Linked DNA regions of Homo sapiens: region 1 is linked to region 2. A link is an interaction called in ENCODE POLR2A ChIA-PET data of the cell type or tissue named here. Cell type or tissue: IMR-90. All regions are shown on one strand.

Evidence for each region. Peaks named below come from ENCODE experiments on the same cell type or tissue, not always from the same donor. Only the 100,000 strongest peaks of a DNase experiment are listed, where the experiment ranks them.
Region 1: POLR2A ChIA-PET joins it to region 2 with 11 read pairs; 4 of 35 experiments call an interaction of 5 or more read pairs at or near these places.

Annotation. Positions count from the first base shown.
Region 1 is chr3:48,605,587-48,613,586 of GRCh38, forward strand. UQCRC1 (ubiquinol-cytochrome c reductase core protein 1) reads right to left here and starts at 4,060. Exons shown (of 13, transcript NM_003365.3): 1 at 3,966-4,060; 2 at 3,576-3,716; 3 at 184-270. The coding sequence starts at 4,034. RefSeq lists a silencer at 3,681-3,780 and enhancers at 3,951-4,050, 4,130-4,644, 4,341-4,450. In IMR-90, a CTCF peak has its summit at 4,138 (motif pointing left); a DNase peak (open chromatin) is centred at 4,125; H3K4me3 peaks cover 1,270 bases; H3K27ac peaks cover 2,838 bases.
Region 2 is chr3:48,922,087-48,930,086 of GRCh38, forward strand. It overlaps ARIH2 (ariadne RBR E3 ubiquitin protein ligase 2), which reads left to right. Exons shown (of 16, transcript NM_006321.4): 2 at 662-725; 3 at 5,376-5,727. The coding sequence starts at 5,473. Among named protein-coding and RNA genes, the nearest start is that of ARIH2OS, 6.7 kb to the left of the region's middle. RefSeq lists enhancers at 1-70, 2,073-2,573, 2,574-3,074, 4,848-4,907. In IMR-90, no CTCF peak of the experiment used is centred here; no DNase peak of the experiment used is centred here.

The DNA of each region.
Region 1 (8,000 bases), 320 kb before region 2:
GGGGCTCATCAGATACGTGCCCACTCAGGAGAGGTTAAGCTCATGTGGCTCCTTTTAGGAAAGCCAGCCAGACATCAGCCCCGCAACTGAGGCCCATAATCAGGCTAATTTTTCTGACCTTCATCCTCAGGAGGGACAACAGGCAGCCCTAAGCCCAGAGGAGACAGACTTTAAGAGCCTCACCTTGAAAGCCAGATGCTCCAAAAAGTAGCCTGCCCCATTATTCTTCTCAGTCTCAAAACGGCTGCCAACATCAATCCACACTCCCACCTGGTCAAGAAGCCACCAGAAAAGGTTACAAACAAACCACTCCCCAGCCCCCTACTCACACCCCACCTGAGTGACTCAGTACAAGCCCCAGGCAGGGACTTATGAATCCTGGAGTCAGGGAGAGCTGCCCCAGCAGGACCCCTGTGCTTGGGGACACAGTCATGCTTGGAAAACAGGGGCAGCCGAATGACTCGTCACACCACATCATTGCTCTCCTGATTGGCTATCAAGGACCCACAGGGACACTTCTAACTGTGCACATTTACCTGGTCTCACCAGCATACAAATCCTTAAATTCACTCTCAATTTTCAGTTAATTATTTGTTTTTGTCTAAGCATACAACATATCATTTGCAAATAACAACTTATTTTTTCCTTTCTAAAAATTACACGCTGCCTTTGTTCTGGCAATGATTTTATCCTTTCATCATTAAGGAAGGGACTATTGGTTTAGACTGTATATTTTATCACACTAAATATTGTTCCTATAATATCTTTTTTGTTGTTGTTTTTAATCAGCTCTGAACACCAAACAGTGTTGCCTTGGCACCCAATAAGGTAATATTAATTTTCTTGACAGCCTCCTGGTTGCTGTGAAACACGCACCACAGGCTGGGCGCGGTGGCTTATACCTGTAATCCCAGCACTTTGGGAGGCCAAGGCAGGTGGATTACGAGGTCAGCAGTTCGAGACCAGCCTGGCCAATATAGTGAAACCCTGTCTCTACTAAAAATACAAAAATTAGCCAGGTGTGGTGGCACGTGCCTGTAGTCCTAGCTACTTGGGAGGCTGAGGCAGAATTGCTTGAACCCAAGAGGCAGAGGATGTAGTGAGCCAAGATCGTGCCACTGCACTCCAGCCTGGGTGACAGAGAGACTCCATCTCAAAAAAAAAAAAAAAATGTAAAAGAAACACGTACCACTCACCCCACTTGGTCACACGGTCTAGTCTTTTAATTTACTATTTGTTCACAGCTGATTTAAGTTTTTCACATCTACTTTCCTAAGTACTTTTTTTTTTTTTTGACATGGAGTCTCACTCTGTCACGAGACGAGTGCAGTGGTGTGATGTCGGCTCACTCAACCTCTGCTTCCTGGGTTCAAGTGATTCTCCCGCCTCAGCCTCCCGAGTAGCTGGAACTACAGGCGTGCACCACCACGCCCAGCTAATTTTTGTTTTTTTGTGTGTGTGTGTTTTTTTTTTGAGACGGAGTCTCGCTCTGTCACCCAGGCTGGAGTGCAGTGGTGCGATCTTGGCTCACTGCAAGCTCTGCCTCCCAGGTTCATGGCATTCTCCTGCCTCAGCCTCCCGAGTAGCTGGAACTACAGGCGCCCGCCACCACGCCCGGCTAATTTTTTGTATTTTTAGTAGAGACGGGGTTTCACCGTGTTAGCCAGGATGGTCTCAATCTCCTGACCTTGTGATTCGCCCGCCTCGGCCTCCCAAAGTGCTGGGATTACAGGCGTGAGCCACCGCGTCTAGCCTAATTTTTGTATTTTTAGTAGAGGCGGGGTTTCACCATGTTGGCCAGGATGGTCTCAATCTCTTGACCTCGTGATCCGCCTGCCTCGGTCTCCCAAAGTGCTGGGATTATAGGCATGAGCCACTGCGCCCAGCCAAGACTTTTTTTTATTGTATAAATTTATGGGGTACAAGCACAATTTTTAGAAATTTCTATCCACACCTGAAACTCCATTTTTTTCTTTTTTTTTTTTTTTAAGACAGAGGGCCTTGCTCTGTCACCCAGGCCAGAGTACAGTGACATAATCATGGCTCACTGCAACCTCTTATTCCTGGGCTCAATCGATCCTCCTGCTTTGGCCTCTCAAAGCCCTGGAATTACTGGTGTAAGCCACTGTGCCCCGCCCACAAGTGTGATGTCATTACAGGCACAGAATGCACAAGTAGTCAAATCAGGGATTCTGAATTATCCATCACCAGAATAACAAACCTTGTACCCATTAAGTAATTTCTTTTTTTTTTTTTGAGATGGACTCTCGCTCTCTCACCCAGGCTGGAGTGCAGTGGCTCCATCTCGGCTCACTGCAATCTCTGCCTCCCGGGTTCAAGCGATTCTCTTGCCTCAGTCTCCCCAGGAGCTGGGATTACAGGCGTGTGCCATGCATGGCTAATTTTTGTATTTTTAGTAGAGATGGGGCTTCACTATGTTTGCCAGGCTGGTCTTGAACTCCTGGCCTCAGCTGATCCGCCTGCCTTGGTCTCCCAAAGTGCTGAGATTACAGGTGTGAGCCTCCAGGCCTGGACCCATTAAGTAGTTTCTCATCATCCACCCCTTCATCCTTCCAAGTCTTCACTGTCCATCATTCCACTCTCTACATCTGTATGTACGTATTTTTTAGCTCCCACTGATAAGTGAGAACATGTGATATTTGCTTTCCTAAGAGATGTCAATGCATATACCATATATCACACAATCTTAGATGAACATGTATTTCACATCTAACATCTTGGAATGCAAGAGGCATTTTACAATCTATAGTATCCTTTGATTAAAATTGGCAAGATTCTTGAGATTCTTTCTCTGGCACTGGAGCACAGACAGCTCCTTACAATCTAGCACATTTTAGAGTTCATGTAATATAGCATTCTTTACTATAACAAGTGACATATAACAAGGAAGTTGCAGGCCACCTTTTCCTATGCTTAGTAACAATTTAAATCGCAGGACATTGTTTCTGGAAAACTAAAAGGATGTGTCAATAAAAACATCTGGCCCTGGGGCTGGGGGCTGAAAGGAGGAGGAGATAATTATTTCTTGGGAATCTTCTCACCTATTCATATATCTATCTGTGACTCAAGATTTCTTGTGTCAATTTAGAGAATTTGTATTTTTTGGAAAATCACACATTTCATTGTACTGTTAAAATGCATTTGCTTCCTAAAATGTATTTCTGGTCTAGCCTGGAGATTATGACCTTGGGCAGTGAGGCTGACAGACCTGGACCCCTGCAAGTCACCTAAGGTGTCTGAATCCCATTTTCCGCATTATAAGAGGAGACATGATCACTTCCCTTATATGGGCTCCTTAACAAAAGGCTGGAAAAGAATTTGGCCGCCTACTTAACGGGCATTATATGCTAAATAATGTTGGCTTATAGTGAAGATTGTCCCGTGAAGCCAAGGCGTGGCTAGGGTAGGGAATGGGGCCATTCTCGGGGTGAGTGGTCCTGGGTCCGAACCCAAACCACAAACGGGAAGACTCGAGCCCAAGGTCACACCCCAACCAGGGAAAAGACGGCAGGCCCAACCTGGAGGCCCTCTCCCCAAAAGCGTCCCCAACTCACCGTGCAAGTGGGCTGAGAGGACTGCTCGGAGGCCACACGCAGGCCGTTGTCCAGCAGGCTAACCTGCGTCTCCGGCACGAACTGGAGCGCCTGAGCGAAGGTTGCCGTACTCCGCAAGGCTGGCGTCCGCAGCAGGGCCGGCTGTGGAAGGGAACAGCCGCGAGTGAGGACTCGGTCAGGGGATCGCTCCCCACCTCCCAGGTCCTCAGGAGGACCCCCGAACCCCGCCCCTAGGCAAGCGGCGAGATACCTTTCCCCGCCCTCCGCCGTGACCTTCCCACGGCCCTGACCCCGCGTCCTCCCCACCTCGACCTGCCACTGCTAACAGCCCACACCTGTCCGCTTCCCGAAGCCCTGTCCCGAAGCCCCGCGCTCTCGCCACCACCTCACCGAGCGGCGGGCGCGCAATAGCACTTGTGCCCCGGCGGTAGCGGCCCGACAGACCACGGACGCCGCCATCTTCCAGCTGCAGTCGGCCCTGTTGCGCCGCGCAAGCGTAGACTGGGCGCGTTGGCGGTCGCGGCGCAGGCGCAGTACCGTACAGTTGGTGCTCGGCCGCCTCCTGGCGGGAACCGGGACAGTCTATTGTGCTGGCCTGGCTTTGGCTGACTGGCTCTGACCGCGCTGCCGCCAGTCCCTGCGCACATCAGTCCACCTGCCGTCCATCAGCCCGAGCAGGTCCGCCCGCCGTGCAGTCCATCTCCCCATTCCACGCGTGGAAGTCAGAGTGCATTATGTTTCTCACCAGCCGCGCTGCGTACTGAGGTCTGGCGGGCGGGGAGTTGCAGCCACAGCGTGTCCGCAGGTTCGAGCCCAGGGCTAAAGTACCAGCGTGGAAACTTACCTGGGACCACAAGTTGGTGCTGAAAGTCAGTATTTTTTTCTCTTTATTTATTTTTTATTTTCTGAGACAGGGTCTCGCTCTGTCGCCCAGGCTGGAGTGCAATGGCGCGATCTCGGCTCACTGCAACCTCCGCCTCCCGGCTTCAAGCGATTCTCCTGCCTCAGCCTCCCGAGTAGCTGGGATTATGCCCGGTAATTTTTGTTTCTTTAGAAGAGACAAGGTTTCTCCATGTTGGCCAGTTTTGCGCCCTGCCAGTTTTCTCTTTAAAAGAACTAAGTACAGGCCGGGAGCGGTGGCTCACTCCTGTAATCCCAACACTTTGGGAGGCCGAGGCAGGTGGATCACTTGAGGCGAGGAGTCCAAGACCAGCCTGGCCAACATGGTGAAACCTTTCCTTTTCTGTAAGAGGAAAAAGAATTCTGGCTGGGTGCAGTGGCTCATGCCTGTAATCCCAGCACTTTGGAAGGCCGAGGTGGGCGGATCACCTGAGGTCGGGAATTTGAGACCAGCCTGACCGACATGGAGAAACCCCGTCTCTACTAAAAATACAAAAGTAGACGGGCGTGGTGGCGCATGCCTGTAATCCTAGCTACTCCAGAGGCTGAGGCAGGAGAATCACTTGAACCCGGGAGGCGGAGGTTGCGGTGAGCCGAGATCGCGCCATTTCCAGCCTGGGCAACAAGAGCGAAACTCCGTCTCAAAAAAAAAAAAAAAAAAAAAAAAAGACTTCTAAGGTATGCTTTGTTATGTCAACTAAAGAAAAAAAAAAACAAGCTTTTAAATATTTAAAGTTAGTTCTATTCAGAAGTCTTACCAAGAATTGCAACCCGGGAGAGCCTTTCAGGGAGTTTCTGCTAGACTGCTCCAAAGCAGTGTTTCCGACAGTTTATACACTGGTGGTGGCGGCTCTCCATGTGCTCAGAAATTACATCAAATGTGCTCAGAAGTTACATTAGAGCATAAATCTCATCAAGGTTTGGGTGCAAGAGTACATCTGTTTATAGGTCACAGAAGCATAATCATTAATCCTGTCAGACAGTATCTTAAGTACAGGAAGAGGCAAGGGCTAGGATCATTGCATTTTTTACCATGTTGGCCAGGCTGATATCAAACTCCTGGCCTCAAGCAATCCACCCACCTCAGCCTCCCAAAGTGCTAGGATTACAGGGGTGAGCCACCACACCTTACCCAAAAACTACTCTTATACTTAAAATAAAACTATCTTTATAAAAATCATGCCAGATGCCATGACCACAGGCTCTCACACCACACCCAGCTAATTTTTTTTTATTTTTTGTGGAGACGGGGGTCTCATTATGTTGCCCAGGCTGATCTTAAACTCCTGAGCTCAAGTGATCCTCCTACCTCAGCCTCCCAAAGTGCTGGGATTACAGTCATGAGCCACCGTGCCAGGCTGACTTTATTTCTTATAAAGGGTTACAACCTGCAGGCTGGGAGGTGGGCTTCTGGTCAAAACCAGAGACAGACCCTTAAAAAGAGGCAGGAGCTTTATGTCGAATGGCTTGGCTAAACATACATATTCGGCCGGGCACGGTGGCTCACACCTGTAATCCCAAACTTTGGGAGGCCGAGGTGGGCGGATCACAAGGTCAGGAGATTGAGACCATCCTGGCTAACATGGTGAAACCCCGTCTCTACTAAAAATACAAAAAATCTGCCAGGCATGATGGCATGTGCCTATAATCCCAGCTACTCGGGAAGCTGAGGCAGAAGAATCGCTTGAACCTGGGAGGCGGAGGTTGCAGTGAGCCGAGATCGCGCCACTGCACTCCAGCCTGGGTGACAGAGCGAGACTCTGTCTCAAAAAAGAAAAAACAAAAACAAAAAATACCATATTCAACAGGTTACAGGAAGAGCTATAGATACTCATGAAGGGGGTCCTAATGCAAGTATACTGAATAAACATGTGTGTTGTATATGACCCATGTTCACTTTGGGGTGGAGACTTAACATTGAAATACATTACAGGCCGGGTGCGGTGGCTCACGCCTATAATCTCAGCACTTTGGGAAGCCGAGGTGGGTGGCTCACGAGGTCAGAAGATCAAGACCATCCTGGCCAACACAGTAAAACCCCGTCTCTACTAAAAATACAAAAATTAGCTGGGCGTGGTGGCGTATGCCTGTAGTCCCAGCTACTCAGGAGGGTGAGGAAGGAGAATCACTTGAAACCGGGAAGCGGAGGTTGCAGTGAGCCAAGATCGCACCACTGCACTCCAGCCTGGGCTACAGAGGGAGACTCCATCTCAAAAAAAAAAAAAAAAAAGAAAAGAAATACAATTAGCACCATATGTCAAAATGAAGGATACAAAAGCACTCAGTGCACAGGTTCCATAAACCAACTGAAGCCAGTCCCTGGTCAGTGGTCTCTTATTAGGAAAAAGTCACCAAAATCCATCTCTTGTGCAATCAAAGCTATAGTTATGGCTTGTGGGGTCAGTGTCTGGTGATGGATGAACTGCAATTGTTTCTATATTGCTTATCTCAAGGCCAGTGCTTGTTTAGCTGCTGGAGAAAAAGAAAAACCTTGCAGCAGTTAGAACATAGTTTATTCTTTGGTGAACGGCTTAACTCTTGCCTGGCATGGCCTTAATGTCTTGTTTATACTTTGGTATCTTATTGCTACAAAGGGTTCATTCTCTCAGTCTTATGATCTCTATTTTTTTCTTTCTTTTTTGAGACAGAGTCTCATTCTGTCACCCAGGCTGGAGTGCAGTGGCAGGATCTCTGCTCACTGCAACCTCCATCTCCCAGGTTCAAGCAATTCTCCTGCCTCGGCCTCCCGAGTAGCTGGAACTGCAGGCACATGCCAACATCGCTAATTTTTGACAGAGTCTCATTCTGTCACCCAGGCTGAAGTGCAGTGGCGTGATCTTGGCTCACTGCAACCTCAGCCTCCTGGATTCAAGCAATTCTCCTGCCTCAGCCTTCCAAGTAGCTGGGACGCCACACGCCACCATGCCCTGGCTCAAGTGATCCTTCTACCTCAGGCTCCTGAGTAGCTGGGAACACAGGTGCACACCATCATACCCAGCTAACTTTTATATTTTTTGTAGAGACAGGATTTCACTATGTGGCCCAGGCTGGTCTCAAACTCCAGGCTCAAGTGAGCCTCCTGCCTTGGCCTCCCAAAGTGCTGGGACTACAGATGTGAGCCACCGCCCCTGGACGTGATCTCTTTTTTTTTTTTTTTTGAGATGGAGTCTCGCTCTGTTGCCAGGCTGGAGTGCAGTGGCATGATCTTGGCTCACTGCAACATCCGCCTCCTGGGTTCAAGCGATTCTCCTGCCTCAGGCTCCCAAGTAGCTGGGACTAAGGCATGTGCCACCACACCCAGCTAATTTTTGTAGTTTTAGTAGAGATGGGATTTCACCATGTTGGCCAGGATGGTCTCGATCTCTTGACCTCGTGATCTGCCAAAGTGCTGGGATTACAGGCATGAGCTACCACGCCCGACCTTTTTTATTTTTGAGACCGAGTTTCGCTCTTGTTGCCCAGGTTGGAGTGCAATGGCGCAATCTTATCAGCAACCTCTGCCTCCCGGGTTCAAGCGATGCTCAT
Region 2 (8,000 bases):
TTGTGGTAGTTGAGAATCTGAAGGACAGAAATACTGGAGTAAAGAAGCAGGCTTTCAGCTGGGTGAGGTGGAGGTTACAGTGAGCTGAGATGGCAACACTGCACTCCAACCTGGGTGACAGAGGGAGGCCCTGTCTCAAACAAACAAAAAAAAGAAGTGGTCTTTCAAACTGAGAGAGAGAATTGAGATTAAATTATTGCTACCTGTTTACTTAGATTACTTTCTTTTTTTTTTTTTTGAGACGAATTTTCTTGTCACCCAGGCTCAAGTGCAGTGGCGCGATCTCACCTCACTGCAACCTCTGCCTCCCTGGTTGGAGTGATTCTCCTGCCTCAGCCTTCCGAGTAGCTGGGATTACAGGTGCTCGAACTCCTGACCTCAGGTGATCCACCTGCCTTGGCCTCCCAAAGTGCTGGGATTACAGGCGTGAGCCACAACACCCAGCTGAATACTTTCTTTTTTTAGAAGGTCATGTAACTCTTGTCAATATAATTATGTCATGGATTTTTTTTGTTGGCACTTTAAAAGAAGATAATTAATTTAATAGTTACTCTGTCCCTTGTTACTTGTCCTTTAAAATACCTTTGCTTTAAAAAAAAAATAAACTTGCAAAAGCAGTATACCAGCTTTAAAAATATAAATATAATTCTTTTCATTTTAGATGGAAATCATATTATGTAGAATACTTGGGTGACATCTGCCTGAGAGATCTCCAAGAATTACAGGTATCTTTAATTTAAAGATTAACTTTTTCTCCTAAAGAAAAAACACCATCGTTAAGTTTAGTTGTGATTATGTGGCTCTACCATACAGAAGAGTTTGTTAAAAGTCAAACTGCTGGCCAGGCACAGTGGCTTGCATCTGTAATCCCAGCACTTTGGGAGGCTGAGGTGGGCGGATCACGAGGTCAGGAGATCGAGACCATCCCGGCTAAAACGGTGAAACCCCGTCTCTACTGAAAATACAAAAAATTAGCCGGGCGTAGTGGCGGGCGCCTGTAGTCCCAGCTACTTGGGAGGCTGAGGCAGGAGAATGGCGTGAACCCGGGAGGCAGAGCTTGCAGTGAGCCGAGATCCCGCCACTGCACTCCAGCCTGGGCGACAGAGCGAGACTCCGTCTCAAAAAAAAAAAAGAAACCTTATCTCTATTAAAAATACAAAAAAAATTAGCTGGGCATTGTGGCATGTGCTTGTAATCCCAGCTACTGAGAGACTGAGGCAGGAGAATTGCTTGAACCCGGAAGGCAGAGGTTGCAGTGAGCTGAGATCGTGCCACTGCATTCCAGCCAGGGTGACAGAGTGAGACTCTGTCTCAAAAAAAAAAAAAGGTCAGACTGCAAACATTATTTTTATTGCCCCACAATTAATAGGGTTTTTTTTTTAATTTTTAGAAATGGGAGCATTTATAGTTAACATATCAACTTAGATATAGTGAGTGTTTTTTTTTTTTTTTAAGATAGAGTTTCCCTCTTGTTGCCCAGGTTGGAGTGTAATGATGCAATCTTGTCTCACTGCAGTCTTTGCCTCCGGGGTTCAATCCATTCTCCTGCTTCAACCTCCTGAGTAGCTGGGATTACAGGCATGTGCCACCACGCCCAGCTAATTTTGTGTTTTTAGTAGAGACGGGGTTTCTCCATGTTGGTCAGGCTGGCCTTGAACCCCCGACCTTAGGTGATCCACCCGCCTCGGCCTCCCAAAGTGCTGGGATTACAGGTGTGAGCCACCGCGCCTCGCCAATATTTTTATTATATAAAAATGTGACTGTAGGCTGGGCACAGTGGCTCTTGCCTATAATCCCAGCGTTTTGTAAGGCCAACGCAGGAGGATCGCTTGAGGCCAGGAGTTTGAAACCAGCCTGAGCAACATAGTAAAACCCTGTTTATACAAAAAATAAAATTAGGTATGGGGGTGGCATATGCCTGTAGTCCCAGTTACTCAGGAGGCTGAGGCAGGAGGATCTGTTGAGCTCAGGAGTTGGAAGCTGCAGTGGGCCATGATCATGTTTTTATATCTCAGACTGGGTGACAGAGTGATACTATGTCTCAGTACTCCATAGTCTTTTAGACTGGTTACAAATTCTTTTTCCTTTTGGTAGACGTGAGTGTCACTATGTTACCCAGGCTGGTTTGGAACTCCTGGTTTTGAATGATCCTCCAGCCTCAGCCTCCCAAAGTGTGGGGATTATGATACAGGCGTGAGCCACTGATACAGATGTGAGCCACTGTACGTGGGCCTTTTTTTTTTAAGTAGAAGATTATTTACCTGAATTATTATTATTATTATTATTATTTTTGGAGACAGAATCTCTCTGTTGCCTAGGCTGGAGTGCAGTGGCACGATCTCACTGCAGCCTTGACCTTCCAGGCCCAAGCAGTTCTTCGATGTAGCCAGGACTACAGACGCATGACCGCTATGCCTGTCTTATTTTATTTATTTGTTTATTTTTTGTGTGTGTGACAGTGTCTCACTCTTGCCCAGGTTGGAGTGCAGTGGCATGATCTTGGCTCACTGCAACCTCCTCCCTGGTTCAAGTGATTCTCCTGCCTCAGCCTCCCAAGTAGCTGGGATTGCAAGTGTGCACCACCCTGCCAAGCTAATTTATTTTTTATTTTTTATTTTTTTATTTTTTCAGATTGAGTCTCGCTCTGTTGCCCAGGCTGGAGTGCAGTGGTGCAATCTCTGCTCACTGCAACCTCCGTCTCCCGAGTTCAAGCAGTTCTCCTGCCTCAGCCTCCTGAGTAGCTGGGATTACAGGTGCATGCCATCATGCCTAGCTAATTTTTGTATTGTTAGTAGAGATGGGGTTTCACGTGTTAGCCAGGATGGTCTGGATCTCCTGACCTCGTGATCTGCCTGCCTCGGCCTCCCAAAGTGCTGGGATTACAGGTGTGAGCCACTGCGCCCAGCCTAATTTTTGTATTTTTAGTAGAGATGGGATTTTGCCATGTTGGCTAGGCTGGCCTCAATCTCCTGGCCTCAGGTGATCTGGCCACCTTGGTCTCCCAAAGTGCCGGGATTTTTTTTCTTTTTTTCTTTTTTTTTTTTTGAGACGGAGTCTCGCTCTGTCGCCCAGCCTGGAGTGCAGTGGCGCGATCTCGGCTCACTGCAAGCTCCGCCTCCCGGGTTCACACCATTCTCCTGCCTCAGCCTCCCCAGTAGTTGGGACTGCAGGCGCCTGCCACTATGCCCGGCTAATTTTTTGTATTTTTAGTAGAGACGGGGTTTCACCATGTTAGCCAGGATGGTCTCGATCTCCCGACCTCGTGATCCACCTGCCTCGGCCTCCCAAAGTGCTGGGATTACAGGCATGAGCCACCGCGCCCAGCTGATTTCTTTTTTTTTTTTTTTAAATGTGTTGTAGAGACATGGTCTCACTAGGTTGTTCAGGTGGATCTTGACCTCCTGGCCTCAAGGGATCCTCTCATCTCAGCCTTCCAAAGTTCTGGGATTATAGTTGTGAGCCACACCCTCAGTCTTTGTTTTAGATTATGGTTGGTTGTTTTTTTTCAGACAGATTACCTACTTCAAGTAGACTTTATATTTGCTTTTGTATTTAATCAAGATTTGTTTATATAAATTGTTTATGTACTGTTAAATCCAAATGCTCTTACACTTTAAGGTTCTATTAGTTTTAGATTTTTTTTTTTTTTTTGAGATGGAGTCTCACTCTGTTGCCAGGCTGCAGTACAGTGGCGGGATCTCGGCTCACTGCAACCTCCGACTCCCTCGTTCAAGTGATTCTCCTGCCTCAGCCACCTGAGTAGCTGGGGATTACACGCACGCACCACCACGTATAGCTAATTTTTGTATTTTTAGTAGAGATGGGGTTTCACCACGTTGGCCAGGATGCTCTTGATCTCCTGACCTCGTGATCCACCCGCCTTGGCTTCCCAAAGTGCTGGGATTACAGGCGTGAGCCACCGCACCTGGCCTAGTTTTAGATTTAAATCGCTAGTTGATATTGTTCCTTTCAGCTCATCAGTTGAAATGGTAGTTGTGTAGAAAAGTTAATGGGTGTTTGCCACAATCTTCTGTGAGTTGAAGTTAGGGTTTGTGACTGTTTCACTTTCTCAACTAGTATTCTCTTTTCGTTTATATGTAATTAAGTAACATTTCGCTGTTTGCGGGCTTTTCTTTTTTGAGATGGAGTTTCCCTCGTGTGTGTGTGTGTGTGTGTGTGTATGTGTGTACGTGTGTGTGTGACGGAGTTTCGCTTTTATTGCCCAGGCTGGAGTGCAGTGGCGCAATCTCAGCTCACTATAACCTCCGCCTCCTGGGTTCAAGCGTTTCTCCTGTCTTAGCCTCCCAAGTAGCTGGGATTACAGGTGCCTGTCACCACGCCTGCTTAATTTTTTTGTATTTTTAGTAGAGACAGGGTTTCACCATATTAGCCAGGCTGGTCTCGAACTCCTGACCTCAGGTGACCCACCCATCTCAGCCTCTCAAAATTCTGGGATTACAGGCGTGAGCCACCGCACCCGGCCAATGGAGTTTCACTCTTGTCATCCAGGCTAGAGTGCAGTGGCGCAATCTTGGCTCACTGTAAACTCTGCCTCCCGGGTTAAAGTGATTCTCCTGCCTCAGCGTCCCGAGTAGCTGGGATTACAGGTGCATATCACCACACCTGGCTAATTTTGTATTTTTAGTAGAGATGGGGTTTCGCCATGTTGGCCAGTCTGGTCTTGAACTCCTGACCTCAAGTGATCCACCCACCTTAGCCTCCCACAGTGCTGGGATTACAGGCATGAGTCACCACACCCGGCCAGTAGAACTCTTTAAACCTGAAAAATCAGTCAACTTTGCAGACTAGAGGAGGATGTTGAACACCTATGTGTGTTTTTTTTTTCTTTACCAACTATGCACCTATTTTTCAGACACCTAAAAGTAATGTCTGTGAAACAGTGGTTTTCTTTTTCTACATATTACAGCAGGAAGTGTTCCTATTTATGTACTGTCTGTATCAATACTAACGGGGCATGATAAGCAAAATTTTAAACTTTGGTAGTTAAACCTTTATGTTGCCTCCCCTCTGGGCTGCCAGCTGTGGGGATGTGCTTCTCCCTTAAGGACTTTGGCAAGAATAACAAGTTCATTGGAATTTGACTTTCTGACATAGAGCAGACAGCCTTGCCCTGTCATGCCAGGCCTTTCATGTGAAGTTACCATTTATTAGCTGCTTCTGTCTCTCCAGGGAAGGATTTCCCTTTTATAAGCCTGGGCCAGGGGGATGATAGTAAGATTCCCCATGTGATACCAGAGTTGGAATAGGCTGTAGTGAGATTAGGGCCAGGACTGTCCCATTTTGATTCTTGAATGGTTTCTGTTACAACTTGTCATGGGGAAAAAGTAACACTTATTTTTTTTTTCCTCCCTTAGAAGACAAAAATACTAATGCATTTGAGAAAGCGGTAGTTTTGGGGGGAGGGGGAAAAAGCAACTGCTTTCCTGATCTGCAACTTGGCTGGATGCTAAGATGTCAGTGGACATGAATAGCCAGGGGTCTGACAGCAATGAAGAGGACTATGACCCAAATTGTGAGGAAGAGGAAGAAGAAGAAGAAGACGACCCTGGGGACATAGAGGACTATTACGTGGGAGTAGCCAGCGATGTGGAGCAGCAGGGGGCTGATGCCTTTGATCCCGAGGAGTACCAGTTCACTTGCTTGACCTACAAGGAATCTGAGGGTGCCCTCAATGAGCACATGACCAGCTTAGCTTCTGTCCTAAAGGTGAGCAGTGTTGTAAACTCCAGTGTAATCCCCCCCAGTTAAATCTAAGGATGAGCTGTTGTTAATTAATGTCTCCTCCAGACTAATTGAATGGCCTTGTAGCTTGAAACCAAATTTAAGTGTATGTCAACATCATTTGGACATTTTGTTACATTTACTTTGTTTTCTAATATATGCATGTCTAAGGTCCTCAGATTCCCAAATTAGTAAGAATTAGAAAGTAGGGGTGGGACAGATTCAAGAAAGATGTACCATACCAGAAATGTGTAGTAGCAGAATTGCACAACTTTGCACGTTTCAGGAAGTGAGTTTTCAGAATTTTATGAGGTTGATACAATAAGCATCAGAATCACCATCTTCTGTACGACTGTGAGTGACTGATAAATGTCTTGAGAGTATACAGATCCCTCTGGTTTGCCCTGAATAGTCATTGCCTTTGGGCTAATGAGCTCATTTGTTTCATGTACTGATTTTAATAATAATTCTTTCTTATGCTTGTATTTCATTGATTTAGGGGGTGTTAGTATGGAAATTGTAAAGAATGAACAAAGTTGATTACCCCATCAGCAAGCATTTTATTTAACACATAAGCTAAAACATACCTTTGGATGTCTTGTACCTTAGGCCAGTTATTATCCTATTTACATTTTTTATGATCATTTTGACAGTTTCCCAACAAGCATGTTTCCTTCTCTAACACTGGCCATTATGGGAAATTGGAAATATTTCTCTTTAGTGTTTTCACTAATCTTTTTTCATGAATTGTTACTTGGATTTTGTTTCTGATTAAATTGGAGGTCAAAAGGGCACCTTGGCATGATGTCAACCAAATAAATTTTATTGGAACTTAAACAGAAATAACTAAGGTGTGCCTTGTATGATTTCTATAAAATTTGCTTTATCTACTAGTTTAGGGATTTTTTTTTTTTTCCCCAGATGGTTGGCAAAGGCTAATACCTTGAATTTAGATACTCAGGTCTTTATTAGCAACTGGCTGGAAGCTGAAAGCTAAGTTGTTTTTTTTTTTGTGTGACTAATTTCTAGAAGTGATTGTAGACTTCCTGTCTTGTGCTGAGCAGAAAACTCTGAAGAATGAGGACCTATGGATCCTCTGGGTTTGGGATTTCTGCACTATGGCTATAACAAAGCTGCTGGACCCCTGCCTCCAGAGGGCATTTCCCTGGTAGAAAACAATAATCGGGTTTCTCTTCCTCACCATGCACACCTCTCCCTTGTTGATCAATAGTTTTCTTTTGCTTTAGTCATACTGTCAGGTTATATACAATGTTGGTATTTAAAATAAGAAAAGGATATGTTCATAATGTTAGGTTAGAAAAAATAATATTAGGAATTATGTAGTGTGTAACCATGCTCTGGACAGTGTCAGTTGACCAAGTTCATGAGGATGTTCCTGTCTATACACAAGAATTCTCAGATTGTCAAGCCTCTGTGCTGGCTTTTTCTGCCCTGCTAGAGACAGCTGAGGGGCCCAAGCACCTGTCCGTCCGTCCGTCCGTCCTTCCTTCCTTCCTTTTTTTTTTTGTTTTTTAATTGTGGTAAAATATATGTAACATAAAATTTACTGTTTTACATTCTTCCTTCTTATACATGGTCAGCCTCCTGGAAAGCTTTCCCTTCGCCGCCTCATCTCTTACTGCCCTTAGGAGTCCTCAGAGTCTAGCTCATGCTTTCTCTGAGTGAGTTTCCTTGAGAGACCCTAGAGCACAGTGGCCATGCCTTCTTTGGTCTGTGTCCAAAGAATACAGCTCGTTTATTTTTTTAGGTTATGTACTGCAGTCTTCTGACTGCTTTATGTTTTACCTGTTCACACATTTTGGCATGATCTCTCCAACTAGATTGTCAGTTCTTGGAGAGCAATAACTGTCTTGTACCTTATCTCCTCCATCATTCTTGTCACACTATTTCATCTACAGTAGGTATTGAATAATTGCTTGGATACTTGTGGATTTTGTTGATTGTTGGTGATAGTAGCAGCTGCTGCTGTGGGTGTGAGCTAGATTTCCTAGTCCCTGATACATTTTGTTTCCTGTTGGAAATGAAATGAAAGGGCATTGTTCTGGCCTTTAAGACTGAGAAGAGTAAGAGCAAAAAGAACTTGTAGCAGAGATGAGGGAATAAATAAGAGAAGGAAGAGAGTTGAAACAGTATGAAAGGGTTAAAGAGAAAATGGAGCAAAGAGGAAAATAATCCACAAAAATTTAGATGTTGAGAGTTTATTTTTTCCCTTCTGCACTTCACTGAGAAATATGTTA